2 separate regions of the Homo sapiens genome follow, and region 1 is linked to region 2. A link is a loop called in an ENCODE intact Hi-C map of the cell type or tissue named here. Cell type or tissue: mammary epithelial cell. All regions are shown on one strand. Each heading gives the region's core, and the rest is flanking DNA. Links, peaks and the distances in the headings are about the cores only.

The links. Hi-C counts contacts between places; a loop is a spot of excess contacts. Peaks named below come from ENCODE experiments on the same cell type or tissue, not always from the same donor. Only the 100,000 strongest peaks of a DNase experiment are listed, where the experiment ranks them.
Region 1: it touches region 2 in a loop (2.9-fold over the local background); 7 of 110 quality-filtered maps call a loop at or near these places.

What each region holds. Positions count from the first base shown.
Region 1 is chrX:45,751,880-45,768,006 of GRCh38, forward strand. It overlaps MIR222HG (miR222/221 cluster host gene), which reads right to left. Exons shown (of 2, transcript NR_170290.1): 2 at 1-16,127. Among named protein-coding and RNA genes, the nearest start is that of MIR222HG, 10 kb to the right of the region's middle. In mammary epithelial cell, for the core only: no CTCF peak of the experiment used is centred there; DNase peaks (open chromatin) are centred at 6,592, 7,372 and 10,932; H3K27ac peaks cover 7,253 bases.
Region 2 is chrX:45,836,688-45,852,814 of GRCh38, forward strand. It overlaps LINC02595 (long intergenic non-protein coding RNA 2595), which reads right to left and starts at 14,803. Exons shown (of 3, transcript NR_125365.1): 1 at 14,667-14,803; 2 at 12,688-12,785; 3 at 11,387-11,526. In mammary epithelial cell, for the core only: a CTCF peak has its summit at 7,049 (motif pointing left); no DNase peak of the experiment used is centred there.

The DNA.
Region 1 (16,127 bases), core at 3,123-11,122, 84 kb before region 2:
TTCCTGGATTCCTCTGGAAAGTTAGCTGCATACTACTGGGGGCTGGTTCCCAGATCACTGAGTCTGTGGTCTCAGCCAGAAACACAAGACACATTGCTCTTCAATTTGTTTAGAAATGTGTCTCCCTGTGAGAATATGTGCTCTTTGAGGGTAAGAATCAGTCCCATAATTTTGAGATTCCCCAGGTACCAGCATAGTACACTAGATCATAGTCACCTTTTAGTAAATATTTGTCAAATAAAGAAATGTGAGTGAATAGACAGTAAAATGCCTGACACCTATACTGATACATTTCAAAAAACAACAAACACAAACACACACACACACACAGTGGAAGACTATCTCCATTCAGGGAAACTCTTGTATTTCTTCATCCTTTAAACATTTCTTGCTTTCTCTCTTAGTTTTATGGTAGCTTTCTGTAAGATTTGTGGGTGCTTATAAGATCATGCTATTTGTAAAAGAGTGTATGTTCCTTTTAACAGAAGTATGGACTAGTGAAAGCACTGTCTTAGAGTGTGTTTGTGTACCATCACAGGTTTGTAGCACAGAAGGGTCCTCAGGGAAATAAAATCTACTCCAGTAAAATGATAAAACTAAGACAAATGAACAGGTAATGAGGGAAGACCAGAAAGAGAACATCCATATATACAGTTTCTTTTGCTTATGATGGTTATCAGAAGCTCAACCACATTAGGTATCAATTATTATGAGTTCTATGACAGTATGTGGACTTTTAAAATTAAGTGGCTTATATAAATAGCTCACACCACAATGGAAGAGAAAGGAAGATAGTTAGCAGAAGAAGTGTGAAGATTCGGAAAGACTAATAAAAATGATTTTTAAATGATGAAGGGCTAAATGTATTTCCCGCAGATGCTATTTGATGACCTATCAGGTACAAAACACACACACACACACACACACACACACACACACACACACTTCAGCAAAGAGGAACAGGATGAAAACATGGATTCTACTTGTGTAACAAAGAGAAAATGGAAACGCTAATTAAGATTTTTAAAGAAAGAATGTTCTAAAATGTGTTAAACGAAGGGAAAGAGGGGAAATAGATATTTTCAAACTACGAAGAAAGACTACAGTATAAAGACCTAACCTACAAGTCCAGTATTTGCTCCCAGAGTGGCTGCCACACAGTGGACGTGTGATCAGTTCTTCAACAGGTTGTAAGGAAACCTCAACTGTTTTGGAGGAAATAACTCGGTACACCCCAAGGACCATGCAAAGCCTTGATAATAGCACAACAGCATCCTTCTACCCCTTCTTCTCTCCTTATTGGTTGATGCTGGACTGTATTTGTGCTGACAGTGGAAGGTTTTTTGACAACGTATGGACAGTTCTATAGAGCAAAATATAAGTATCTAGAAAAACAACATCAATATAATTAAAAATCAGATTAAAAATTAGGATTCAAAACACTAACAAAGAGGAAAATGGCAAAATATCAAGCACTCAGCTTACAATTGGAGATGGTCTACAACATGACAGTCTGGAATGTAAAAAGGAAGCAGGATATTGAAGAGGGAGCACCACCGCAAGTGAGAAAAGAGCCAGGGAGAGAGACGTCAGTCAATACACCAGAAGAGAAAATGGACATAGGGAAGCCCAATGCCCAGATACTCATCAATGAGGCAAGAGCTTCATGGGCGCCCACTATTATTAACTAGGTAGAATAAGAAGTTTACCAGGTAGGGAAAACCAGAAGGTGGGGAAGGGAAGGAGGCTGAGGAGTAACTCTTGGAGGTTTAAAAAAAATGTTAGAAAAGGTGAGCATCCGGAGTCCATGACAAAGCGAAGATTATTCATAGGCCTGGGCAAAGTCAAGAGATGAAGGAAGGAAGTCTTTCTTCCTGTGCGGGGTGGGGAGAGCAGCAGCAGCAAACTTTATCACTAGGTTGAAAGGGGAAATAACAGAAACAAAACTGCTGTTTGTATTGATGGCAGTCACACAGGGGAAATCTGGTTCCTCTTTCTATGAGTGAAGAAAGAGGTCAGGGGAGGTACTTGGCACTAAAGGATGATATAACCTTGAAAGGACTGGCTCAGGGAGGACAAGAGAATGGTGTGTGTGTGTGTGTGTGTGTGTGTGTGTGTGTGTGTGTGTGTGAAGGGGAGACCTGGTGGAGTGTGAATGGCAATATGCTATGGGAGTCGTTTTCACTCAAAAAGGAATAGCAAAACCCTCTCATACAGAGAAAATGACAGGGCGCAAGGAGCTCAAAAATGAAGAGGAGCCTTCCACTTCTAACAAGAACACACTAGATGTAAATTGGCAATGCTGAAAGAGCAGTGAGTCCCAGAGCCAGAAGGAACTTTCCTAAGGTATCCAGCCCGTGGATAGTCTAAATGTCCCACGTAGATGTGACAAGCCAGGAATGATCCCAATTTACCTAGCTCCAGAATTGCCTGATCTTCTTCTTGACTCAATGCCCCCAACCTCACATTCATCCCCTTGCTTCCCATTTCTAGCTAGTAGGTAACAGCACTGAGCCCGTTCAAATTTCTCACAGACAGTCTCTATTCATTCTGACATTATCTCTCCAGTAAGTCCTACTCTGGTTATCAAACTTTCTGTAGTCTGGAGAACAAACAAATCCCTAATATGGTCATTCTTTTCATGCTGAGAGATCAAACTCATCCTATTACTGGGATCAGTAATAGTAAATGCAACCCTGACACCGACAGGAGAGAGTCGTCAGGTACATTACCACTTTTCTTCACAGCTGCCCCTATGAATGCCATGAAGGACCACGGAATTAGGGATGGAATAAATTCGAGGATTTGATGAAAAACAAAACAAAAAAATAGGGCTCCCTTTGATTGTCATCCTTAGACAAAATTTGATACTCTTTGCACTACCATATGATTATATCCCCTGATTTTCTAAGATTAAAGTCCATTAGAGTTAGAAATTGGAACTCTCAAGCCGAAGTCAAGAAAACAAATCATGTCTGGTTTTAGAGGTGCCAGAATGATACAATGGACTTTGGAGACTTCGGGGAAAGGGTGGGAGGCGGGTGAGGGATAAAATACTACAAATTGGGGCTGCGCGTGGTGGCTCACGCCTGTAATCCCAGCACTTTGGGAGGACAAGGTGGGCGGATCACAAGGTCAGGAGCTCGAGACCATCCTGGTTAACACGGTGAAACCCCGTCTCTACTAAAAATACAAAAAATTAGCCGAGTGTGGTGGCGGGTGCCTGTAGTCCCAGCTACTCAGGAGGCTGAGGCAGGAGAATGGCATGAACCCGGGAGGCGGAGCTTGCAGTGAGCCGAGATTGCACCCCTGCACTCCTGCCTGGGTGACAGAGTGAGACTTGTCTCAAAAAAAAAAAAAACTAAAAATTGGGTACAGTGTATACTGCTCGGGTGATGGGTACACCCAAATCTCACAAATCACCACTGAAAAACTTACTCATGTAACCAAACACCACCTGTTCCCCCAAAACCAACAGAAATTTTAAAAAATTTAATTTAATTTAAAAGAAATCAATATATGAAAAAAGAAAAAAAAAAAAAAAAAAAAGAAGTGCCAGTCGGGACAGACAGAGAACTCTCAGGAAAACTGCTCATTTTGCCAATACATCAAATAGTTATTTAAAAAAAAAACAAAACATTTTCTAAAGTGTGTTAGAGGGCTAGTGAAGAGAGAAGGCCATCGAAAATGATGAAGAATAAGGAGGAGAGATGTACAGGCAACACAACCAAGGAGAAAAGGAGGATGCCAGACATGGGTCAATCTTGTTAGCTAAGTAAACCTCAATGGTATCTGCCTCTAAGCTCTGTTTGGTGAGTCTCTGGGACCCAACTAATGATGGTTTAGTGTCCTTTAAAGAAGAATTTAAAATAATCCAGTACATAGGATTTCTTATTGTGCAACTTTCCAATTCTGAAGGAAGCTATAGGGCAACTAATGTTAACTAAACTGCTATGTCTCCCTGTTGGGTTTGCAAAGCCACTCAGTACTGTGTGATCAGTAACCCAGGAACAAAGAGGGCAGTCACACAGTAACATCAACACCCACTGGGTACACAGAGTTGCCCACTTTTCATGACTCTTCCACGTGTAAGGGTCACAAACTTGGGAAGCTGGTGGCTGTGTTATTACCCATTTAGAAACGGGGAAACAGAGGATTAGAGGGAATTATCATCTTGAACATCTCATATTTTTAAAAAGGAACTCTAATAACTACCTGACAAATTGGTGAGTGAAGAGTCTTAGCCAAACACTCAATGACAATAGTTTGAGGAAGAAGCAAAGTGTAGTAGTTAGAATGGTGATTTCTGAGCAAGAAGATGGGGGCTCTGTATTCCTGGCCAAGTAGCTTGGCTTCTCTGGGTCTCAGTTTGCTGCCAAAGCAAACGAGGATAATACTGATCCTACCTGTAATAGGACCATTGAAAGGATTTCACAGGATGAGGTTTATGAAAATACTTTATAGTTAATAATTCTACATCATATACCTGAAATTTGCTAAGAGAGAAAAATCTTAAAACGTTCTCACCACAAAAGATAACTATGTGAGGTGATACATACGCTAATTAGCTTGATTGTGGTAATCCTTTCACAATGTATACATATACCAAAACATCATATTGCACACTGTGAATATATACAATTTATTTGTCAATTATACCTCAATACAGCTGGAAATACATAAATTTTCATGCACTGTGTAAATATGAGAGATTTATTTCTCCAACAATGATAGAATCTGAAAGTGGGGATTTTCATGTCTTATCTTTGCAATCTGAACACAGCAACTTTGGATGTCTTAGCCACATTGCACGGTAGACTGCTACAGTAAGTTTGTTTAAGTGCTAATGCTTAGAAGTCGGGCAGGCAGCTGGAACCACCATGCTGGAAAAGATACTTCCTGAACCACTTGTTCAAATGCTTTGTAAACAAAAGGGACTAAAGAGATCCCATTTATTATGTTCACTGTTTAACTTTGGTTTCTCATCTGTACTAGAAGGTCGTATTTCTGTCCTCAAACCATTAAAACTCTATCAGGTTCCCCCCTCCCCCCAAGAAATGCTGATTTTGCCAAATAAGGGCATTTTAAAGCCTTCCATCTACTATAACAATGATTTCTTATTTTAAGTTTTTTTTAAGAATTAAGGAATAACTGACATACGATAAACTGCACATATTCAAATTGTATAATTTGATAAGTTTTGACATATATACACCCATGAAACCATCAACACAAGACAGAAATTATCCACCAGCCCGGAAGTTTTCTCGGGCCTTTTTGTAACCCCTTTCTTGCCACCCCCATCTCCCCTACCCCAGGTAACCACTGATCTGCTTTCACATTTTCCAGAATTCTGTATACATGGAATCATATGATATGACTCTCATGGGTTAGGGTCATCCATGTTATTGAAGGTATCAATAGTTCATTCCTTCTTATTATTGAGTAGTATCCATCATACAGATACACCACAATTTGTTTATCCATTTACCTGTTGATAGACATTAGGATTGTTTCCAGCTTTTAGCTATTACTAATAAAACTACTATGCATATTCACGTACGAGTCTTCAGGTGAGCACATGCTTTCTTTTCTCTGGGAGTGAAACAGCTGAATCATATGATAGGTGTATGTTTGACATGTTTGTATCATTTTACATGAGAGTTCTAAATCCTACACATCCTTACCAACAGTTGGCATGGCTGGCTTCTTAAATTTTAGCCATTCAGATAGGTGTGTAGCAGTACCTCACTGTGGTTTTGACTTGTGTTTCACTAATGACATTGAAAAGATTTTTTCTTGTGCTTATCTGCCATTTGCGTATCTTCTGTGGTGAAGTGTCTGTTCAAATCGTTTACCCATTTTTAAATTTTGTTTTCTTATTATTGAAAATGCCATCAGTTTTAATGAGTGGAGCAAGACTGGTAACTGAGAACTGCAACAAAATTTTACAATTCATGATACCCAAGAGGATAAAAAAATTCACAAAGATTATTTTCCAAAACTTGTGTGGAGCGAAAATATTCTCCAAATGTTATGACAAATCTGAACTTCTTTTAAAGCTTGAAAAGGATTTAATGATATTTTATCAGTATTGCTGCTAAGTCTGCACAGGTTCAGACTATTAGTAAACCAAATAAGCATATTTCGATGTACTCTATCGGTACCCAAACCATCTTAACCTCTCCTTCGTGCATTAGTTCAATTACCCAAGCATCTATCCCTAAGCCACATTTCACACTTTGCACTAATTATACTCTAATCCCATAGATTCCATTTTACTAATTATTTCTTATGTCAAATTTGTGCCCACATTCAAAAGGTGATGAAGGCCAAAACCTCTATCGCATTTTTTTATGTCAACAGTAACAGATAAAATGTGATCTACAAGCATGAAGATGAATTCTCCTTTCCGATCCATAGAGAATGCTAGATTTGAGGGCACCTACAGGCTTTGAGGAAAAGCAGGCCCCATTCGGTTGTGTAGAGCCATCGGTTCGTAGCTCAATTGTTACAGTTGATGTGGGTTTCCTTTTAGATGTCTGGAAAATGACTCTGCTGACCACATCCACATTCTGAAATACTTTTTGAGAACTTGTAACCAAACTGCAGGAACTGACTCATTTTGCAGTGCCCAGCCACCACACAATTGTTCCAGAACAGACTCAAGTCAAAGGGAAAAATATGAAGGTCTTAGAACACAGACAGCAAGTTGTCTACTTATATGGGGGGACAACCGGGGGAAATCCCAGAGCACATGGGGCAAAACGGCTCAAGCCCCGGACCAATCTTAGAGGAAGGACCAAACAGAACTCACCACTTCGTGGACAACACATGTGTTTTCCTCAAAGCAAGGGGGTCAGAGGCTGGTAGAAAAAGAAACTTAATGTCTATCTCTTAGACACTAATCTACACTTAGAAAGTAGATTCAGTAGAGAAATGTCTGCAGAAGACTCGGGTTAGATGTTGTCTTGAAAGTCCATTCCTGAATTCCTTGTACTCCCAGCTCCTCTGAGATGGGATGCTCAGTAAGTCAGGAGTATGCCCCTTGTCTTACAGGAGATAAGCCAGCAGGGACAGCATGTCCAAGATGCTAGGCAGAACTGAGGCTGACACTTGAGCTTAGGACCAGAAATTCTCTGGCTCCCCTGGGGCTTCTGTACATCCTCTCCTGGTCCATTTTTACATCTTTCTCTTAATTCCCAATGTGTCTCACCCAAGGGGGTCAGTTTCCCCATGATGTCCCAAATCTTTCTCCCTCTCTCAATGCAGACTTCTTACCTAAGGGGAGGATGAAGAGGAGCAAACTAAGCTCTCCTCCACACAACACTCTATGTTCCCAAATTACTCATTTCTCTACCCCACAAGTGAAACTGATTTAGTCAGTCAGTTTCAGCCAAAGGCGGTGAGGAAATCCGGTCTTGTTGAACTAAACTATAAATGACAAAACCAATAATAACTCTTTTCTGCAGGTGGGTCCCTTGCTAAAAGAATATGAGGGTTAACCCAACCCAAATCTATCATTGACTAATAGAAAGGCTATGTGATAAGAATTAGGTATAGAGTCTCAGGCAGTATTTCAAGTAAGATAAACCTGGACGACACCTATAAAAGGCTATCAAGCCCCTTTCTAAGCCCTGTATGTTGTCGATATAATTACATATACATTTTATGTCTGTTCTCACCCGTGCAATGTCTCTTAACATGTAAACTCCCAGATGACAGAACTTGCCCATTTCCTTAGATTTAGTAAGGGGCATTTAGTATCCGAGTATAATAGTGAAGTAATGACAGGGGGCTGCAATCAAATTATGGCAATCAACTCTACCTTTAAGAAATTACAAAAATGTTTTTAACACAACTTTACAAGAGAAAAGGTACATAAAACAATTTTACCCTTCCCACCTGGCCAATTGCCTTTATTTTTCCACACTCTCTTTGTACCTCCAATAAAATAAGTACTGTATAACAAGACTTCTTAACCTGTACCAAACAGTAAGTTTTCATACAGAATTTTAAAAAGGAGCTTATCATCTGACTGAACATAAAACTAAGAATTATTTTAAAATGAAAGCACTTTAAACATGGATTTAAAATCCCTTCAGTTCAAAATTCTAAACTGCTTGTTACTGAGTGCAAAAATCAGCAAAGATATGCCTTATGGAAGATGAGTTTTTGGCAAATTTAAATCAAATCAAAACATTCCACAGTTAGACATTCAGGTACCCCACATCTCTCTGAGGAGTAGATGTGATAGGAAGAATTGCCCACTTTGCGCTTTTTAGCTGTAATTGTGCTTCAAATAGTTCAACTTTATCTATCTTTGCTAAGGTTTTCATAGCATAATAATTTAAATTACAAAAGTAGCATTTTACTGCAAGAAGGCCTTACACGGCTTGTAAACACTCCAGTTATGAGGCACAAGGGGCTCGACTCTCCGGGATCCCTACAATAAATCACATAGACTCTCAGAATACCATCTTCACTCTCTCTAGTTATCATTTCCTACCTTCCAAACAGCTTCTTACTGTGGCCAACAGAGTCCTACCTGATCTGCCATGATGTGTCTCTTGGACACACAAAGCCTGCTCCCGTCTCTACTGCAGTTACTTTTTTATTTTCTCTGCCTGGAATCCTCTTCCTCCAGACACTCCCACAGCTGATTCCTCACTGGCCTAATAACATCAAAGAGGCCTTCCTATTAGCCCTGGTTAACGTCGCTCTACCCCTGATCCCCAGGTACTCTCTCTCTGACACAGCTTTATTTTTCTCCGCAGTGTTTACTAACACCTGCCGTATACTTATGAGTTCCATCACCATCAGCCTACCCGCTCCATGTGAGCGGGGACTTTATTCACTGCTGTATTACCAGACCCAGAACTCTCTAAGGCACATGGTAGACATGGTAGATGTATAATATATTTTTGTAAAATGTACATTTCCCATGTGGTGTCTTAGTCTGTTGTGCTGCTATAAGCTTATGAAATTTAGTTGGCACCTGAGACAATTTTTGTTAACACCTTACCAAAACTCCAAACGCCTCAAGGGCCAGGTGGACAAGAGCTGTAGGAAAGTGATCACTCCCCCAGCAGTAAAAAAAGAAAGCAGGAAAAAGAACAGTTTCTCTATAATCTCCCTGCTACCCATGCATAGCAAATAAGGGAAGGTCTTTTGGAGTATGGATGTCAAACGGAATGGGGAGAAAGGTAGATATTCACTGTCATTATCAACCTAACTTGTCCTGAGGCCTCCTTATTGGTTTTAACACAGAGAGAGAGAAGAGCCTTGAAATACTGAGACATTCTTTTAGAGTGTGAGTGATTTTGTTTTTGTTTTTAAATCTACTTCAACATTTTCTTCCCTTGGGCCATATATACCCACTAATAATGTAGACTTCACATTTCATGCTGAAAGACAAAGCATTTTCATTGCCTTTGCTGGTATGGTCAAACTTGTTTCAGAAAATGCACAGGTATAGTTTGTGCCATTGAAGACAACTTGAAGAGTGATGTCTTTCAAAAACTATAGGAGGTGATATCAAGATTTAAATAACAAGTAAAGATAATGACTCTGTCTTAAGGAAGCGTATTCCTAACTGCAACATGGAGACGAGTAATATTTTTTGAAAGAATAGTAGTATAAATTCCAAAAGCCCTCCCCTATGTTCATTCCTCATTTTCTATATATTTACTTAGAGATATTTTCAAAAAGTCATAATAAATTTGATTGAGGGCATGGCAACACTTCTTACCTTTAAATTAATTAAAATTCTATTTTAAAATTATTTTTGAAGACATCTTTGTGATGGCCTTTGTTGTCTCTTAATGTTCTTTTATTATAAGCGTAGGCAGGTGAAGCAGCAGGAGTAGAGAAAGAACAAAGCAATCTGTAACTGGTTGTGATCATTAATTGTAAACGCTACTGCACTTAATATCTTTAAACAAGGAAATTATTTGAAAGCATGAGTGCTCTTAGATTATATTTACTGATACGTTCCCTACTATGAACCCTTCTTCCGCCAACATTAAAAAGAAAGAAAGAAAAACCATTTCTCTGCACTGTTTTTCCCTCACAAGCATTTTCTCCTCTCACTTTAAAAAAAGAAATGCAGCTCCCAAAGGAAGATGCTTAAAGACCTTCATGAGTGTTGTGAGTGTCTGTCTGTGAAATATACGTTGTCTCCAAAGGGACAAACAATCAGATACAAGATGCAGTCAGTGAGGTGAAAGGAACATAGAGTGAGTTTATTGCTTCTCCTCTCCCGTCCCCTGATGGACTCTCACTCCCATCCTTTCTTTCACCTATTTGCAGGTAGATGTTGAATGACTTATGCGAGAGTATGGACAAATGAAGGAATGAACAAACAAAGGAAAGAATGAAGGCCGGCATGATTAATAAATCCTCCAAGAGCAGGCTCAGTCCAAGGCCAGGGGATTTTTTTTTTTTTTTAAAGAGACTTCCAAGCACTCTGAACCCACGGGCTAGGATAACATGCCCTCATCTTCTAAGTCAAAATTCTCAATCTACATCAGAAAGAGGAAATTCTCAATGTGAAACCCCTTTCCCATATTCTGAAAATTAAGTCCACACCCAAACATAAGGTTTTATGCACATAGATGGCTTCCTGTACTTCTTTATCTAGAAGTTTTACCCCATCCTCCAGAAAATATCCAGAACTAGATGGAGATAAAGAAGAAAAATATTAGTAAATACAGATTCTTACACATTTCATTTTTCTATGGATTAGTTCTATACCAGCAAGAAGGAATTTCCAGAAAGGTTGATGTAAGTGCATCCCTAGGACTCAAATGCTAACATACTTCTCCCTCCCACCCCCACTTTCAAGTGAAAACATTAGAGAAAAAAATAGGGGAAGTTACATGATTAAACTTGTTAGTATATGAGATCAACTGAAAACAAGGAATTCCCCTCCTGGACTGCAGTGGCCTAATTAAAACTCATAAAACACAAATGACTAAGACTGTTCCCGTTGATTTGTGAAATAAAAAGCAGAAAAAGTTAATTTTGTATTTCAATATTGACAGAGGTAGGCCTAGAAGACGTGACACTTTACAGAATAGAAATGAGAAGACCATTTCCGAGACTTTCAGGTTCAGTCAACTTTTATTCTGCTTTCCTGCCAGAAGTACATGTACTTACCATCTGTACTGGCAACAGCCTATTTGGATTTAGATTCTGGTTCCATGACAGATGAGTGGCCCTAAGTAAGTTCCTTTACCTCTCTGTGCCTCTGTGTGTTCATCTATGAAATGGGCATGATAATTGCACCAATAGTTTGTCATGAGGAAAAATGGGTCGATGCAGGTAGAGCCCTTACAACAGTGCCTGTCCAGAACATGGTAACTGCACAATAAGCGACAGTCACCATCATCAGTGTTTTGCTTAATCTGATGTGAAAAAAAGTCATATCACTTAGCATGGATCTACAGGCTTTAGGACTAAACTGAAGAAGTCTGTTCCTAAAGGGATTTTGGAAGGGAATGCAAGTGTGTTAAGCACCATTACTCCAGGTCCCACAGCATGTGCTTTACATGTGTTATCTCACACAACAAACCTGTGCACTACTTCTGATGCTCTACACTCTGGGGCTCAGGGAAATAGCGGAGTAGCTTACTCAGCTAGCAAGGGGCAAAGGGAGCTTAAAGCACAAATCTACTTATTTCCAAAGCCTGGGCCTCTTAGGGAGTAAACTACTTCAATGGAGGCTGTGAATGGACACCCTCTTGGGGTCATGGGTACCACTTTCACGCACTAACACTCTCTGGAAAATGTCTGAAGCTTTCAAGATTTTTTTCAGGTAATCCGAACTCTGAATGTTCCCTGCAAAGTTTTGCCGGGCGTGTACATATTTACTGTTTCTCTCAACTTTAAGAACTCTAGTCTCACTTCAGATATATTATACAAATCCTAATCAAGAAAAAAAAAAATCAATGGATTTTCACTTTTAAAAATCTTTCTTCCCTCTCCTTTTAGGAAACGCAGAAAAACTAAGCTTTCTTTCAATACCAACACCAACAATGGGCTTTCAATACCATAAGCACATCAGGGGAATTAAACTCTTCCATGGCAGAAAGAGGAGATAATTTAAAATGAAACCTCAGCCTACTCTTCATAGTCTACCTTAAATAGTTATACTATGTTTTTAAAAAGCAAGTTATTACTTTAGTAACCATTTAAAAGAAAGTAACTAGAACTATTTTGTTATAAAGCATAGCTAAGAAAACAAAATGTCCCAATCATTATATTAACTTACAAAAGCATACTAAATTCAACTTTTGTATGTATCTAATCTGTTCCTTTAAGAATTAGTCTAGGCCAGGCGCGGTGGCTCACACCTGTAATCCTAGCACTTTGGGAGGCTGAGGCGGGCAGATCACAAGGTCAGGAGTTCAAGACCAGCCTGGCCAACATAGTGAAACCCCGTCTCTACTAAAAATAAAAAATAAATAAATAAAAAATAAAAAAAAATTAGCCGGGCGTGGCAGTGTGTGCCTGTAATCCCAGCTACTCGGGAGGCTGAGGCAGGAGAATCACGTGAACCCAGGAGGTGGAGGTTTCAGTGAGCCAAGGTCACACCATTGCACTCCAGGCCGGGTGACAGTGCAAGACTCTGTCTCAAAAAAAAAAAAAAAAAAAAAAAAAAGAGAGAGAAAAGAAAAGAAAAAAAGAACTAGGCTAAAGAAAAAAGATCAACTAAAATGATGCATTTACATAACCACATTGTTTATAGTTAATAATATATGTGGGGGTTTTTTTACTTTATGTTTTAGATTGCCCTAAATATGTTGGAAAGAATAAACTAGAATAAATATGGGGTTGAAAAACAAGAGGTTAGAGTTGAGGATTTTAAGAACTTGAGTCAGGAAATATTCAAGGTTAAATCACTTACAGTCTTTAATGTGTAGAATAACTGTTTAATAATTGATTTATTTTTCAAATGAAAACAGTAGGAAGTAGGTAGGTTTAACAGGTCTTACTCCCAAAACATGTCATATACAGTTACCCAGTTGTCTATTTAAATTGAAGGTAGTTCATAAAATGCAAGTGTTTACTTTGCATGTTCTCCTTAGTAACTTAATCTTCTGGATTTGTTACCCAATGATTATATTCAAACTTGGCTCAATTTCCCCTCCTGAATGAAGACGTCTATTCTCCAAATTCAGACTGTATAACCAGTACAGCTTGTTTAAGAAAAATAAATATGATAACTAATAGTAAAAAAAAAAAAAAAAGGCAAAAAATCATTTATTTACAGCAGTCTGAGATTGATAGGAGGGAATGAGTTAGAAGATGAGCATCAAAAAGAAATAAATCTAGGACCTTTAAATGTATTCAAAGAAAACAATACTGCTAGTGTCTAATTAAAATGTCAAATGAATAAATAAGTAAGACATACAATATGTCAGACAGAGGCAAGTGCTAAGAAGAAAAATTAAGCAGGAAGAAGGATAGAAAGCTGGGGAATAGAATGGGGAGGTTGCCATCAGTTTGAAATGAATTTTTTTATCCCTAGAAACATATAGGGACTTGAGACATGCCTTATATACATTTTTTGAGAAGTACTGTTAAAGGTATCCTTTTGTGAATTCAAAGAGTCATGCAGCTGAAGCTCCATGGGCTGCCTGATTTCTGCCAAGAGGCTCTGCTGTGTCCCAGTGTAGTTCCCAAGCCAGGGAGCTCACAACCTTGGAGGTGACCCATGCCCTCTTTATTGATTCCACACCTCCTGCTGGGTAAGGGGTCTAAGGAATGTCTACAAAAACGTTTTTCCCACTGTTCAAGGAAACTTCCTTAGGGTTAAGGAAAGAGTTATTTCCTATGTCTTAATTTTTCAAGATGAAAAAGTCGGGCTGATTTACTGATGGAGATCACCTTGGGAAGCCTGTGAGGAGAGTTCAGACCCCTGGAATTCCTACACTCCCACCCAGGAGAACCTGTTATAAGCATTCAACCACAGCCCCGGCTAATGACCATAGTGGTGATACCACCAGCTCTTGATCGTAGGAGGTATAGGGTGACTATGAATAAAGTAAATCACTCAAACACCCCCTCTGACTCAGTTAAGAAGTCCAGTGCCACATCTCCAGTCCTCTCTTGTACCTGCATCAGAATCATTAAGAGCAGATTGGAGCTAGACTGTCTGCTTTCAAATCTTGGCTCCGCTACTTCCTGTATACTGTTTTTGTGAGTTAAAGAATTTAATAAGTGTAAAGCAGTTCCTACCAAAACGTGTCTACTAAGTACCTACTATGTGCCAGACACTGTTCTTAGATGCCAGTGATTCATTTAGAATGGTACCCGGCATATAATATGAACTCAATGTATGTCAGTAATTATGGGTCCACAAATGCTTACCTGACACTCAGATTGATTATTATTATTATTTTATAAAGGTAATAGGTTGACTATTCAATATAGTATATAAACCTCTAGGGGAGTCTGGAACAATACTCCGTGATCAAACACATTAATACTTCTACAGTAAAACATACAAAGATTCATTCTGAGCGAGCTAAACAAAGACTATCATTAGCTTCACATCAGTTCAGGTCAGGATTTGCTGCCAAATTTGTTACATGAAAATCTTTTGATTTTCAGAGCTTTTTGGATTACAGAAGAGATGGTGGGCATATATTTATTAAGAGACTAACCCCACTGAAATCTTTTTCTTTCTAACTTCAGGAGGTTCTAGCAACCAAATAAATAGTTAAAACTATTTAGGAGTAGGAAATAGGAAGACCTTCAGACATGGAAAATCAACAACTGCATAATTAAGCTATGCCAAATATTAGTCTGAACAATCCCTCTCCTCAAATACAGTGCTCCATAGATTCTCCATTGACAGACATTTCCACAAACAACAGGTCTCAAACAATCTTTTTCTAAGTACTTTTCAAAAGCACTTTTTGAATATAGAATAAAATACTTAAATTTTATCACTATTTTAATAGTACAACCTTGTCTTTCCCATAGAAAAAAGACAAAAGCTATTAAATGACAAATGAACAACTGGTTTAAAAACATGTGCCTTAAAAGAACACAGTATCCTCTGTAGTCTGCCTGGGGGAGATGAATAAACGTTATGCCAAAGTGGTAAACCATCCTGCTACCAAAGGAATTTTCTCCACATTGCATTTTAAGGAAATTCACAGCTCTTGAAGAGCTATACAATAACTGGTTCAAGATGTTCTCACTGCTGGTCAGCACTGGATAAAGGATTTGCAGAAACCCATGGAAGCCTATTTCTCTTGCCTCTTTATTGCCCCCATGTGTTGTTATTTATCTTCCCCAACTTTTCTGACCCTTTCCATGTATTTTTTTAATTGAAGTATTGCTTTGTTCAAGACCTATGTTTACCACTCCCATGGCGATCCTGTACACAAAGACAAGTCAGGAAGACATGAAACGAACGGAGATACTTATGTTGCTTCATGGTTTTTCCCCTTCTCATTATCCTCCTACTCAATGAGACTATAGTGGGAGGTCTGAATGACATTTCCAAACCAAGAACTTAAAGCTACATTTCAACACCCAACTACTCAGTTGTCATAGGAACAACACTATGAGGCTTATCTGGGTTCTAACAAACAGCCACTTGTTTCACTAATGATTAAAACTCCCCCTTCAAATCAAATATAGACACCCATACATATACAGACCTCAAAAGAAAAATTTAATTGGGTAAAACTGTATACTACACCAAAAACTTAAGAAACAAGCCCAAAGGGAAAGCATTTACGTTCCCGAACATGCAAATTCAAACACTATTTCAGAGAAATTATTTTGAGGTCTGTCTCTTGACCAGATCCCTTCAGTTTGTTGTTTTACACACCCACAAAGACAAAGGCATATGCATGGCATTAATATCTTTTAACAGGGTATACGAAAATGTGAATACTCTCAATGACCCCAGAGGAGAATTCAGAGCAAGCAATGCTACTCACTTTCGATGTACTTTTAAAAATTAACAAATTGAGAACAGAGAACGGCAAATAGAATTGAAAACATGAAGTTCTCAGTTAATTCTTCTGGGATATACTTTCTAGCATTTACTGTTCCAACCTGTTTCTATCACATTTTGTCATTCAAAACAATGGATTTTAAAT
Region 2 (16,127 bases), core at 2,780-10,779:
TGAGACTCCGTCTCAAAAAAAAAAAAAAAGAAAAGAAAAGAAAAGAAAAAAAAAAGAAAAAAAAGACTTGAGTGTGAGAATGTGATGAGACTTCAGAGATCAATAGTCCAACTCTCGGCCGGGCGCAGTGGCTCACGTCTGTAATCCCAGCACTTTGGGAGGCCGAGGCGGGTGGATCACTAGGTCAGGAGTTCAAGACCAGCCTGGCCAAGATGGTGAAACCCTGTCTCTACTAAAAATACAAAAAATTAGCTGGGTGCGGTGGCAGCCGCCTGTAATCCCAGCTACTCGGGAGGCTGAGACAGGAGAATCGCTTGAACCCCGGGGGGCGGAGGTTGCAGTGAGCAGAGATGGCGCCACTGCACTCCAGCCTGGGCAACAGGTGAGACTCTGTCTCTTTAAAAAAAATTAAAAAAAACAGAAAACAAAAAACAGTCCAACTCTCATGTTAAAGATGACAATACCTAAGTCCAGACCAATAAAAAGGATGTGCCCAGACATCATAGCTACTTAGAAGCTAACTGGGGATAGAACAGCAGCCTCCTCACTTCTAGTTCAGCCATCTGATTCCAGCATCAGGCAAGTCCAAGGTCACATCAATTCAGGGTCAAAGCTCTTGGTGAAATATTGTTATTTTTATGAATATATAAATATATATTTTTTCACTGATAGTGATGGAAAATCACCAATAGTGATAAAAAATACAGAACACTAGGTACTCATTCACTATGACCACATAGGTAGGAAAAATCTGTTACAATCACTGGGAAGAACCGCTCCCCTCCTCACCTTGCTACACACACACACACACACACACACACACACACACACACACACATACACTATGACTGTACCTGATGTTCACCAGCACAGGCAGAGCAGGACCACATGTCAAAGAAGCAAGAAAGGTTGTGGCATTTGAAATGTGTACGTTCTAAAATTTCCATTTAAAAGCCAGCAGCGACTGTCACTTAAATCCCAGCAATCAGATTATGTCTGAGTCTCGAGGCCTTCCTCATAACATGGATAAGAAAATGCATAGTATTGGCCGGGCCCGGTGGCTCACACCTGTAATCCCAGCACTTTGGGAAGCCAAGGTGGGCAGATCATGAGGTCAGGAGCTCAAGACCAGCCTGGTCAATATAGGGAAACCCCGTCTCTACTAAAAATACAAAAATTAGCCGGGCATGGTGGCGTGCACCCGTAGTCCCAGCTATTTGGGAGGCTGAGGCAGGAGAATCGCTTGAACCCAGCCCAGGAGGCGAAGGTTGTGGTGAGCTGAGATCACACCACTGCACTCCAGCCTAGGTAACAGAGCGAGACTCCATCTCAAAAAAAAGAAAAGAAAATGCATAGTATTATCATATATATTGGTGACTAAAGGAAGAGATCCCACATTGCCCTCCCGGGAGGTAAAGAAAGAACAACAGATGATCCTATGCATGGTTTGTCAACAGGGCACAAGGTGTTCAATCAGTGCGCATGGCATTTTACTTTCCTCAGCTGTTCTAAGGAAAAATATCATCTGTTCTTTCAATCGTGTACAAATCTGAAGCATTGGGATTAGCTGAGACGGCCACACCCCTTCCTCTTTAAGAAATTCATTAAGACTCTATTGTCTTTCCCCATTATATTTTCCTGGTCAAATACCTGCATGCACAGCTGCGCTACTGGATAAGCAAAGATGCTTCTGCAACCATAGATGTTGACCTCTGTGCCCAAGCCTACATCCAGAAATCCACCATACTGACAATGCCATGACAGTAAGAAAATTTTGATTACATCATTAATCAGGAAAAAAACAGAATATTTTTATAAAACATATAATTCATCCTAAATATTTTCCAATGTAAGGATTAGTATTCAAATGATTGGAGAGTAATTGATTACCATCTAGTCCATCTTAAATGTGCACATTCTAAAATCTCTTTTAAAAGCCAACAGGCTGGGCGCAGTGGCTCACACCTGTATTCCCAGCTGTTTGGGAGGCTGAGGTGAGCATATCATTTGAGGTCAGGAGTTCAAGACCAGGCTGGCCAACATGGTAAAACCCCGTCTCTACTAAAAATACAAAAATTAGCCAGGTGTGGTGGCAGGGAGGAGAATCACTTGAACCCAGGAGGCGGAGGTTGCAGCAAGCCGAGATAGCACCACCGCACTCCAGCCCAGGTAACACAGTGAGACTCCGTCTCAAAAATATAAAAAATATAGGCCGGACGTGGTGGCTCACACCTGTAATCCCAACACTTTGGGAGACCAAGGCGGGTGGATCACCTGAGGTCAGGAGTTTGAGACCAGCCTGGCCAACATGGCGAAACCCTATCTCTACTAAAAAGAAAAACACAAAAAGAAATTAGCTGGGCGTGGTGGTACACGCCTGTAGTCCCAGCTACTTGGGAGGCTGAGGCAGGAGAATCCCTGGAACCTGGGAAGCAGAGGTTGCTGTGAGCCGAGATCCCGGCACTGCACTCCAGCCCGGGTGACAGAGTGAGACCCTATCTCAAAAAAAAAAATAAAAAATAAAAATATATAAAATAAAAAAATAAAAATAAAAGCCAACAGTAGACTAGGTCCATTAACATCACTCAGTGTGGCACCTAGGGCTTGTAAAACTACCACCTTGAATGTATTAGTTGTTTCTCTGTCACAGCCTTCCTTCAATGTAAATATACTTGTTAGCTAATAATCCCTTCCCTCATTGAATTTAATCATTGTCCTACATGGCTGTTTTAACAAATATAAGATCTACATTTACTTATGCTTTTCATATAGCTTTTGCCGGTATTTTAACCTTTCACAGGAGGATGTGTGGGTTTGTTCGCTTTCTCTCTCTCTCTGTCTTTCTCTCTCTCTCCCACCCCACTCCCCACAACAGAGACATAGTATAGTACATATAGACCATGTTTTTTTGTTTGTTTTTGTTTTTGTTTTTGAGATGGAGTCTCGCTGTGTTGCCCAAGCTGGAGTGCAGTGGCACGATCTTGGCTCACTGCAAGCTCCACCTCCCAGGTTCACACCATTCTCCTGCTTCAGCCTCCCGAGTAGCTGGGACTACAGGTGCCCACCACCACGCCCGGCTAATTTTTTTACTTTTTAGTAGAGATGGGGTTTCACTGTGTTAGCCAAGATGGTCTCGATCTCCTGACCTCATGATCCACCTGTCTCAGTCAGCCTCCCAAAGTGCTGGGATTACAGGTGTGAGCCACCGTACCCGACCCAGACCATGTATTTATACATCAGTAAATGTAACTTACAATTCACATTATGCATCATGTTGGCAGTATAGTATATAAAATGTTTTATGGTTGCTTATGACATCAAGCTCTTTTTTTTTTTTTCCTTCCCTGAGACGGAGTCTTGCTCTGTCCGCAGGCTGGAGTGCAGTGGCGTGATCTCAGCTCACTGCAACCTCCTCCTCCCAGGTTCAAGCAATTCTCCTGCCTCAGCCTCCTGAGTAGCTGGGACCACAGGAGCCCGCTACTACACCCGGCTAATTTTTGTATTTTTAGTACAGACGGGGTTTCACCATGTTGGCCAGGCTGGTCTTGAACTCCTGACCTCGTAATCCACCCATCTTGGCCTCCCAAAGTGCTGGAATTATAGGCTTGGGCCACTGCGCCCAGCCAAAGCTAACTCTTTTGGAAAAACAAAAATTAGTGTCTTATTTTAGTCTGTTAAAATACCTTGATTTGATACATTTTTAATTGATAAAAATATTGATTTCGTAACTCAAATTGTTGTGGTCCTCTAAAAATATTTAACTATGACTACTATCTGAGTTTATGTTGTCATTAAGTAAACAACAAACACTACACAGAATCCAATAAGGAAATGATCTACACACAAGGCATGGTGAGATAAAAACTCAATCTTCTGTTGAATAAAATGAAAAGCATGAGCATGCCATAATAAAAAATTTGGAAAAGATAAATTAAAATTCCAGAGGGGCAGGAAAAAAATTCTATTTTCACCCACAAATGGCACAGCTGTTATTTCAGCAGAGGATTACTCAGGTTGTGGATTTTTCATGCCTCCAACTGTGTCAGCAGCCAATCTAGGACTGGCAAGAGGCAATGAGAGTTCACTTAGCGGTCATGAGGGGTCTTAAGACCCTGTAAGTGCCTCCCATTCTTTTATGCATTTTGGTCACTTCACAGTACGGCTCTATCTCTAGGATTAGTAGAAATGGGCATGAATGAGGTGAAATTTACATCTGCTTTTTTTTTTAACTGCTTCTAACAACTCTACTAAAACATTCAGATGTACACTGAAGCCAAGTTCTGGAAAAGCTAGAACTTATTCATGGTTATTATACTACCTCTTGAAAACTAGGATCTCTTCATACATGTTTTAGCATATTTCAACTGAGTTCCTGCGTTGTATACTGTAACTATACTTTTTCCTAATGTAGTCTAGTCCTCAAAAAAGGTTCCTTTCATGGGTGGTGTATCAGAGACGTTTAAATTCATGTTTCCACTCTGAAGAGTTTGTAACAGCTGGGAAAGCACACAGACATTATAATTGGGTAAAGGACTACTGTTTCTCAGTAGGAGAATATCTTAAATTTTCACACATGGCGAGGAAGAACATAGATGAACAGTCCCAATCTATCAGATCTCTTTTTGTTTCCTGACACTCTCCTCTCCTAGAAAATGCCTTTTAAATCGGAGGATAGAGACAAATCAATGGCAAATACTTGAGGGTGCTTCACAATGAGAAAGCCCCCAATTTCCAAGGCTATATACAGCAGCTTCCAGGATGAAGAGGAAAGGTGTTGTTCCCTTTTCCAATACTGAAGAGCTCCTTCCTCATCCCATAGCACCACCAGTGGTATTTCCACTAGGCCAGCCCAAATTACCAATGCCAAAAGGAAACTGGGGCTGTCTTAGATATGCTTCAGATTAAAAAAAAAAAAAAGCGGGGAGAGGGGCTGAGGATTTGAGAGGAGGGCCAAAAGAGGATGCTAGGAACCACAGAACCATCTTGGGCTCATGTTAGGTGCAATTAAACCCATGAGTGAGGGCCACAACTGTGCACCCCGCTGCTGATCTAAGTGGAATAAACCTCCTTGGCCCAACCTGCTCTAATCTCCATTCCTGCTCCCAAATAAGTGTAGTAGATTGCTTGCAAAAAGGCTTCAATTATTCTCTTCTCTCTATCCATGTTCCTTGCAATGTGATTATATAAATAGCTCCTTCCATCAAGAGATAGAACCTACTTCCTCACCTCCTGAATCAGGGCTGGCTTTAAAGTGACTTGCCTTGGCTAACAAATTCAGAGGAAATAATCTTGTGCCAGTTGCAAGTCTAGGCCTCAAGAGGCCTTGGTTGCCTCTGCACTCTCAATTAGAACCTGGCCAGCCATAGTGTGAACAAGCTCAGGCTAGCCTGGTTACAGATTAAAGACCACAATGTCGAGCAGAGAGGAGCTGAGGCCATCCTAGAAGAGACAGCCTCCAACTCACACAGCAGATCACAGACACAAGTGAAGGTGGCCAAGGTCAGAAGACCTGCCCAGATTGAAAGAACCATCCAGCTGAGTCCTGCCCAAATTGCCAACCCACAGAATCAAGAACTAAATAAATGGTGGTTGTTTAAAACCACTAAGTAGACCGATATTGTGATGAGCTGTTAAGCAACAAAATCTGAGCACAGATGGGTTCTCCATGAGTTCATTCATTCCATGAACATTTATTAAATATCATTTGTTTTCAAGTAGTGCCCCAGTAGTTGCTGGGGGTATAATAATTAATATGCATTACTGCCTGCAATTATGAATCACTTCCTCCAACCACACTAAATGAGAGATGAATAACAAGATCTACTTAAAGAAAAGGAAGGCTCAAAGAGGCCACTTTTCAGCTGGCTTTTAAAGGAAAACTAGTAACTTGCCAGGTAGACAGGCATGAACATCAGAAATAGAAGAAACAGCATGTGAAAAGCATAGATGCAGGAAAGAACTCAAGGAATGTTCTAGGAATGGAAAATAGTTTAGGACAGATGGAGTGTGGGGAGGAAATGGCAGATGATAGAGCAGAGAAAACAGATTGAAGGCAAATAATGAAGAGTCTCACATTGTAAATCATGCTTAGGGATTTGAATGCCTCTTGTAGGCAGTGGAGAGCTACAAATCGTTTTTAAGTAAAAAACAGCATGATTAAATCTGTGTTTTAGGAAAAGAAAGCTGATGACAAGTGGAAGATGGATTAGAGGCAAGAGTAGAATCAGGGAGATCAGATGGGAGGTTATTACTACAATCCTAAAGGGGGATTAAAGAACCAGAACCACAAGGTAGTGAATATGGGGAAGAGGGGATGTCTATGAAAGATGTTTCAGAGAAAGGAGAAAGACTCAGCAGCTTTGATGACCAACTAAGTATGAGCTGTGAGGGTGATAAAAGTCATGCAGGAGAATCCGGAACAGTGCCAAGAATTCTACTTCAGAATCCTAGAGGAATGGTAAATATATTAATTAGGGTGGGAAAGCAGACAAGCAGACTGGAGAGGAACAACACATGTTTCATATGAAAGGCACCTGTGGGACATCCAGAGGGAGATGTCCAGGAGGCAATTAACAAATACATACCTGCAGCCTGAGTTGAGGGATAGTAGTGGGAACAGGCTATAAAGATGTGGGGGTTGAGGGGTCTGAAGGGTCTGAAGAACATGGGGCAGTGGGAGGGGACATTTCAAGACATCAAAGTGACAGAAAATGCAGACCTTTCAAGAAAAAGATGAAGAGAAAAAGCTAATGAATGGCAGGATCTTGAGGTGCTAAGGAAAGCTGCAGCACTGAACAGCAGTGACTGTCCTTGGGGATAGAAGAGGGGAGGGGGAGAATCATTTGGCAAGCATGGATTACAAATAGAGAAAGTATAGATACCCATATATTTTGCCACATTCTTTCCTACAGAAGAGTTATCACTGAGCTCTTCCCTATGGTTCTTCCCAATCTAGAGGGGCCCCGAGTGGAGGCCACTTGAGTAATAGCATCTATGCCCATATAAACATATAAACATACTTGCTTCAAATCCCTTTTCTGCCACCTGCTGCAGAAAAGGTGTATATCACCAACTTCCACACTCAAGGCACATATTTGAAATATGCTTATAGTTAATTTACTATATCTTCCAAACAGATTGTCTCCATATGTTTTCAGTTACTAAAAACAAGGTTTTTAAAAAATAACCCCAAAGTAGGCAAAAATTTCATAAACAGAACACAAAAAACAATAGCCATTTTAAAAGGCAAAAATTGATCACTAGACTTCCAAGTTATCAAAAGATTCCATTTAGACAGTGAAAAGGCAAACCAGACTGGGAGAAAATATTTGTAACATATGTATTTGGCAAAGGACTCATATGCAGGATATAAAAGAACTTTTACAAGAAAAACCAACCAACCAAAAAACAACCCAACTCAAAAATGGGCAAAAGATTTGAAAAGGCACTTCACAAAAGGATATATCCCAGTGCCATTAAGTATATGAAATAGTACTCAACATCATTACTCACCGGGAAATATAAATTAAAACCACAAGGACCACCTCACATCCATCAGGATGGCTACTATCAAAGAAACAGAAAATAAAAAGTGTTGTTGAGGATGTGGAGAAACTGAAACCCTTATACACTGCTGGCTGGAATGTAAAATGGCTTGTGCCTGTATTCCCAGCTACTCAGAAGACTGAGGCAGAAGAATCACTTGAGGCTAGGCATTTGAGATCAGCCTGCGCAATACAGCAAGAAAAAAAAATTAATTGCCTAGGCATGGTGTCACATGCCTGTAGTCCCAGCTACTTGGGAGGCTGAGGAAGGAGGATCACTTGAGGCCAGGAGTTTGAGGCTACAGTGAGCTATGATCATACCACTACACGCCAGCCTGGGCAACAGAGTGGAACCCTATCTTTATTTATTTATTTATTTTTTGAGAGACGGAGTCTGGCCCTGTCACCTAGGCTGGAGTGCAGTGGCAGGATCTTGGCTCACTGCAACCTCCGCCTCCTGGGTTCAAGTGATTTTCCTGCCTCAGCCTCTCTAGTAGCTGGGATTACAGGCACCCACCACCACACCTGACTAATTTTTCTATTCTTAGTAAAGATGGGGTTTCACCATGTTGGTCAGGCTGGTCTCGAACTCCTGACCTCAGGTGATCCGCCCTCCTAGGCCTCCCAAAATGCTGGGATTACAGGTGTGAGCCACGTGCCCGGCTGACCCTATCTTTAGAAGCTTTTTAAATAAAAATAAAAATAGAATTACCATATGATCCAGCAATTCCACTTCTGGGTATATGCCCAAAAGAACTGAAAGCAAGGACTTGAAGAGGTTATCTGTACAATAATGGTTCAGAGCAGCATTATTCACAAATAGCCAAAAGGTGAAGACCCAAGTGTCCATTGACAAATGAATGGATTAACAAAATGTGGCATATACATACAATAGAATATTATTTCTCCTTGAAACTGCTAAATTCTAATACATGCTATAACATGGCTAAAACTTGAGGACATTATCTAAGTTAAATAAGCCAGTCACAAAAGGCAAACGCTACATGATCTAGCTTATATGAGGTGTATAGTCAAATCCACGGACACAGAAGGTAGAATGGTGGTTGCCAGTAGCTAAGGAAGTGGGACTTGGGTAATTACTGTTTAATGGGTACAGTTTCAGTTTTGCAAAATGAAGAGTTCTGGAGATGAGTGGTGGTGAAGGTTAGATAACAAGTTGAATGTACTTAATGCTACTAACCGTACACTCAAAAACAGTTGGCCGGGTGCAGTGGCTCACGCCTGTAATCCCAGCACTTTGGTGGGCTGAGGCAGGTGGATCACCTGAGGTCAGGAGTTCAGCATCAGCCTGGCCAACATAGTGAGACCTCATCTCTACTAAAAATACAAAAAATTAGCCAGGCATGGTGGTGCCCGTCTGTAATTTCAGCTACTTAGGTGGCTGAGGTAGGAGAATTGCTTGAACCCAGGAGGCAGAGGCTGTAGTGAGCCAAGATCGCACCACCACACTGCAGCACTCTGTCTCAAAAAAAAAAAAAGGTTAAGATGGTAAATTCTAAATATACATATTTTCCCACAATTACAATAAAATACGTTTTTAAAAACCCACAAAGATACCACTGTACACCCAGCAAAGTAGCTAAAATTTAAAAGACAGATAACACCAAGTGTTCATTAAAATGTAGAGCCACTAACTGGGTAACACTCATACACTACTGGGGAAATTTAAGTTGGTACAACCCCTTTGGGAAACTGTTTGGCAATATCTACTAAAGCTAAATATGTGCCTACCTATGACCCTACAATTCCTCTCCTGAGCATATGTTCAGAGACATGATTGGGCATGTGCACCAAAAGACATAAGCAAGAATGTTCATGGCTGCTTTATTCGTATTAGCCCCAAACTGAAAACAATCCAAAGAGCCAACAGGAAAATGGAGAAACAAACTGTGATATATGCATACAATGGAATGATTCTCAGCAAGAGATTAGAACTACTGATATGCACAACCTTGTGGATGAATCTCATAGACTTTATGTTATGCCTATGAAATTCTAGTGCCTGTCTATATGTGTGAATGAAAGACACACACAAGAGTTCCCACTATATGACACTATTTATACGGAACTTACAAGACAAAACTAGTGGATGGAGTTTTTTAAAAATCACAATGTGGTTACCTTCATGTTGGAGGTACGATGAATTCTGAACAGAAGGGGCAAGAGGAAATCCTCTGGAGTGCTGGAAATCTACATCTTGACTCAGGTGATGGTCACATGGTATACACGCATGCAAAGTTTCACTGAGGAGTACACTTTATTTATTTATTTATTTATTTATTTATTTATCTTTTTGGAGACAGGGTCTCATTCTGTCACCCAGGTTGGAGTGCAGCGGCACGATCTCGGCTCACTGCAACCTCAGCCTCCTGGGTTCAAGTGATTCTCCTTGAGCAGTACACTTTAGACCAGTACCTTTTACACACTTTATTATGTATGTTATATGTCAAAAGTCAAATATCTCTAAAGCACCTAATGGCTCTACAACAAATATACTATAATTCAAAAAAGGAATAAAATATCAACCTTGTTCTTTTTCTTTTTGACTGAGGAGACTCCATTCCTGTTAGATATTTTGAGGGATAATTAGTTACATCCCAATTTCCTGAGTCAGATAATGAATCTAAGTCTCATGCAGTGCAAACTTACATGTTCCTAAATGTTCAAGAGCTTTCCTGAAGCCACTCCTTATCCATGGAGTCTTTAAAGTGAGAACCCTTCAGTATTTAGTGCAATCTACACTTTCTGAGTCTGAGCTCCCTGTTTGCTTTCTACTGGTAAGTGTTCAATTTCTTTTTTTTCTTTTTTTTTTTTTTCTTAAGAAGGGATCTCACTGTCACACCCAGGCTGGAGTGCAGTGGCATGATCGTGGCTCATCACAGCCTTGACCTGCCAGGCTCAAGGGAGGCTCCCACCTCAGCCTCCCGACTGTGTGGGACTACAGGTACACATAGCTACAGGTGCACATCACCACGCCTGGCTACTTTTTGTAATTTTTTGTAGAGACAGGGTGTTGCCATGTTGTCTAGGCTGGTCTTGAACTCCTGAGCTCAAGCAATCCTCCCATCTCGGTCTCTCAAAGTGCTGGGATTCCAGGCTTGAGCCATCGCACCCAGCTTCCATTTATTTTTTAAGCTTCAATAACAGCATCCAAGTTTATTTAACACCTTCATTAGCAGGGACGAAACAAATCCCTCCTCAGCTGTAAGGCAGAATGTCGAGGTAACACCACAACCAGCACTGTGATAATTGTGCACCCCATCCCACCCGTTGCATCTGCACAAAGAGAAAGCTTCATTCTCTTGAGCGGCCATTTTGATGCCTGACCCTTAACACGGCCAGCACAATAACTTTAGCATCCGTGTGAAAGTACCAATAGCGGTGGTAGGCGCTGGCTCATGCCTGTAATCCCAGCGCTTTGGGAGACCGAGGCGGGAGGATCACCCGAGGTCAGGAGTTGGAGACCAGCCTTACCAACATGGTGAAACCCCATCTCTACTAAAAATACAAAAATTAGCCGGGCCTGGTGGTGGGTGCCTGTAATCTCAGCCACTCAGGAGGCTGGGGCAGGGGAATCGCTTGAACCCGAGGTGAAGGTTGCAGTGAGTCGAGATCATGCCACTACACTACAGCCTGGGCGACAGAGACTCCTTCTCAAAAAACAACAACAACAACAACAACAACAACAAAAAAACATACCAATAGCTATGGCCTACCATTCCCAGGAAAGAAAGTAAAAGCCCACAAAGGTAAATATTTTCTTCCCTTTGGCGTCTTCTGCCCTTCATTATAAAGAGTTGCTCAGTTGTTGAAAAAGGATCTTAATATGCAAAACTTTACATTTTAGTGAGAATCAAAGGCAAATTCTTTTGAACTGTGTCACAACGAATAACATTACAAACATGTCTCTCATCAGCACATAACTCGTCCTTATTTTAGTCAAGCAGGCAAATTAGTGGGCCTGTAAAAACAGCAAGGTAGTAGGAGAAAAATCATCAGAAGGTTAATAGCAGAAGGGCTTGGTTTAAAAGAAGCCTCCTAATGCATCTGTATTCTGATCGGTGTTACGTCAATTCAACAGTGAGATGCAGTTTTATTAAAAGCTGATACTTGGCTGGGTGCAGTGGCTCATGCCTGTAGTCCTAACACTGTGGGAGGCCAGGGCAGGCAGATCGCTTGAGCCCAGGAGTTAAAGACCAGCCTGGACAATATGGCAAAACCCTGTCTCTACAAAAAATACAAAAACAACCCCGGCGTGTTGTGGGAGGTTGTAGTGAGATGGAGATGTAGGAGATGTAGGATGTAGGAGATGGAGGTTGTAGTGAGCTGAGATCCTGCCACTGCCCTCCACCTGGGTAACAAAGCCAAACCCTGTCACCAAAAAAAAAAAAAAAAAAAAAAAAAAATTTTTTTTTTTTTTTGAGACGAAGTCTCACTCTGTTACCCAGGCTGGAGTGCAGTGGCGCGATCTTGGCTCACTCCAAGCTCCACCTCCCGGGTTCACGCCATTCTCCTGCCTCAGCCTCCCGAGTAGCTGGGACTACAGGCGCCCGCCACCACGCCCGGCTAATTTTTTGTATTTTTAGTAGAGACGGGGTTTCACCGTGTTAGCCAGGATGGTCTCGATCTCCTGACCTCGTGATCCGCCCGCCTCGGCCTCCCAAAGTGCTGGGATTACAGGCGTGAGCCACCACACCCAGCCAAAAAATAAAAAAAATTTTTAAGCTGATATTGTTATTGGTTCATGCAGGTGACTCTGTTAACATTATCTCAAATGAAATTATTCAGAACAATTGGCAGTTTTATGTAGTTTCAGGAAAAGTGTTTTGAAAAGCAGATATCAAACAACTGGTTAAATGCAAAGCCACATGGTCACAATGGAAAAACAACTCTTTTAGAACAGTAAAAAGTCATGTAATATAATGACATGCAGAATTTTTATTTAAATACATTGTCAGAAATAGATTAGACCCTGCTTCTCCTCGGAGGTTACCTCAAAATACATTTCACTTCATAGAAATTTATATAAGTGTCAAAATATTGAACATAAGAGCAAATGGGTTAGTACTACTGGAATGCAATAATTATAAAGCTAGATAGGTGGATTAATTGTCCTACATACCTGTGGTTTTTCAGATTCCTGTGCTTGCTTACTCATGTACATTTGACTCTTTCAGAAACCACTTCTGGAAGCTCCCGGTCTGGCTTCTACACTGCCACCTGTAGACATAAAAGAGAAATAAATCATGTATTATTCGTCAACAATGCATCTTTTCTAGGCATCTAACGGGGACATCTGGGGAAAAAGTGGCAAAACATTTGCTCCAAAAGACAAAAATGTTCTTTCTCCTCTGTGTTGAAAATTCCTAAGGCGTCCTTCTCCCCAATGGTATGATAAATTATTTGATTAGAAATTGAAACATATGTAAGTCTCAGATCATCAACTATACACCACTCTGAGCCGATCATTAAAGAGATGGAGTCGCAGAACTCAACTTACAGCCATTTCAAGACCTGTCGTTTAAAATTAAAAGAAAACTTCACCGCTTTGTTCATCTGTAATTCAGAATTCTGTAAATTGACACAAAGAAAGATCAGGGGCGATTCAGGCTAAGGTTACTTTACCACAAGGTTGTAAGATGTCTATTTAAAATAACAGTAATTCTAACCTGAACTACAGTTTTGTCCAATCCAAACAGCAGTTTGGTGGGGTATTTTCATCAAAATGCCCTATCCTTGATTTGAATATGAATGACTGCGGAAGGGTCTTTCTGAAACCCCACGGATTTTAATACAGGTAGGTCCTTTTTCCAAAAAAAAAAAAAAAAAAAAGTCAGGAAATGAACAAACAGGAATAAAAATTCATGAACAACTATCGGCAAATCCAAGCAGCCATGAGACGTGCGAGTGTGTGTGTGTGTGTGTGTGTGTGTGTGTGTGTGTGTGAGAGAGAGAGAGAGAGAGAGACAGAGACAGAGAGAGAGAGAGAGAGAAAGAGACAGAGAGAGACCGACCGACAGACACACACTGAGATTTCTGGAGTTAATTGCGAATAACCGCGCCGCGAAGCTTTTTTACCTCCTCCAAGTCCCACAGTCTACCTAGGACAAGTAAGCCCGGCTCCAGCACCTTAAGCCAAAGACACAAGCACCACCACCTCCACCCCCACTACCTAGGCGAGACAGCGCCAAAAGCCACCGAGCGTGCACGCCAGCCAGGCCCGCTACCCCGCAAACCCGGGAGCTTCTTTATCCCCAGCAGAGATCCGCCCCACTTACCAGTAATTTACTTTAACGCCTCGAAAGCATGATTTGGTTTACGGAATTGCAGCAAATAAAAGAAAATCAAGTCTCCTTGAGACACTGTCCTCCTCCTCCCTAGGACGCACATTCACACGGAACACTCTCCTTTCGCTCTCAACCCCGAACACGCTCTGGACTATCCCAAGAGGGTCTTTGGGGACCCGCCAGAGATCGATACTGCTCCCACGTGCCTCCATTAAACCCTTGTCCAAACATGCACAAGGCGCCAAGGGCATGTGCAGAATCAGCCCTCAGAGTAAGTTCAGCAAACCCATTCCCTACCCCCGAAAGCGCGAGGGAGCACCCTGACGCAAGCGCCGGCCCCGGCAGACAATACTCAAGCAACTCCAGCCTTCCGCGCACACGCCCCGACCGGTCCAGCCACCACTCTCTCCTCCCATGGTCCCTACAGTCTTCGGGCCGGGAGCAGGGGGCGTCCTGATGGTTGCTGGGTGTGGACTGTGAAGAGAAGGGCAACCTGCACACGCCACCGATACTGCGGGGCGGGTAGGAGATCGCAGTTTTCCAAAGCCCCACCGGTGTGCCCAGCTCCTCAGAAGGGGTGGGGTGGGGACAGTGGAACCGAGGGAGTGAACCCTAAGGGAGGCAGCTTTTCTGCACCTCTTTCCCACCTACCACAGCGCGCGCGCAGAAGCGCGCCCACCACGGGGCCGTGCACCTTCCTTCTGCCCCTGGACCTACCCAGCCCTCGCCCCCAAGCGCAGTGGCCTGGAAGAGCGGGCGTCCGGCCCGCGGTGGCCGGGGGAGCGGGCAGAGCGCCGCGCTCGGGGGTGCCCACCTGCGCGCAGGGTCGTCGCTGCTGCCGGTGCACCCGCCGCTGTTGCAGTCTCCAGCTGCAGGAGGAAGAGGCGCGGCGGCTGAGCCCCCGGACTCCACGCGCCTACTCGCGCCCCGGAGCGGTGGTCCTCATTTCCCTTCGTCCCGGCTGGCGAGCCACCCACCTCGCCCGCAGGTTCTGCCAGTCCCGCGGCCCGCCAGAGCCCAAGCTATCCTCTCCGCCCCTTTCCCGCCGCCCCGCGCTGCGCTGCGCTCCGCCCCCTGCCCGCCCATCCCCGCCGGGGCCCAGCCGGGGGCTGCGGGCGCCGCGCCTCGTGCCGCAGATTTCGGGTTCTTGGGTCTGTGGCGGTAGAAAGGGGATGGGGGGGACCAGGGGTGCGGCCCTGGGGTCCGCCCCCAACCCCGCTCTCCCAACCGGTTCCCCACTCCTGGGGCCCGCGGCGGCCGCCCGCGGCTAAGGGTGTGGGAACCGTGCACTCTGCCCCCGCTCTTCCGGCGTCTCCCCGCATGGCACCTTCCGTGGCCCAGAGGGTGCCTCGTGTCTTAGGGGGAGGGGGGTTGGTGAAGCAAGGTGGAGTGAGCCTGAGAGTGGAAGCGAAGAAATTACCATGTGAATTGCCAGGGGATGCAAGTTGCTGCCTGTGCCCTGTTTCTTCTACATTAACTACCTGGATGTGCTGCTTCCCTTGCTACAACCGCAGTAATATTCAGAAGCTTGAATATAAGATTTCCAAGTTAATTGGCTGTAGGGTGGTTGGGTTTTTTTTTTTTTAATGTAATGATGGCAGAAGACAACAGATTCACTCTTTTTAAAAAGTTACTTTACATATATGTACAATATATAAAGCCATATTTCTAATTTAAAAAATAGCAAAATGTAAATAACAGAACAGCTGTGTTTTACAGAAACAAATCCAGTGTGTATGTGTTATTTAAACCCACGGTAATTATATTAATTGGTTCGTTTTAAAGTGTATTTTAGGTATTTCTTAAAACGGACTCAGAATTTAGGGATTAGGAACCCCTGAGTTTTAATTTGGCTTTTTGTCATAGTTCTAAAATGTCAATTTCATGGAAATTACTAAATGAGGTTGTTTAGAAAAATGGGTTCTTTTTCTTCCAGGTTGGCAGCATTTTCAGATCTGGCAAAGGACAGAATTTTTTTTAAAGCCAAGAGATAATAAAATTCTCATTCATTTTCTGATGAGGGAATATCTGGTCTGGTAGCTTTTTCTTTGTTTCTCTCTTTGAGGCAAACTTCTTTTCTGTTTCTTCTTACACGTTTTTCTTCCAAAATTTCTCCTAAGTATAGGCAAAGTTATGGAAGCCGTGATTTTTGAGCCTTTGTTTTCTTAAAAGAGATGGAAAATTAATTATAATTCATTATCAATATCTATCCCAGGCTCATGATACTACATTTCACATTGATTAACCCTGTTTTTCAACTCTGCTTTTAGTAATT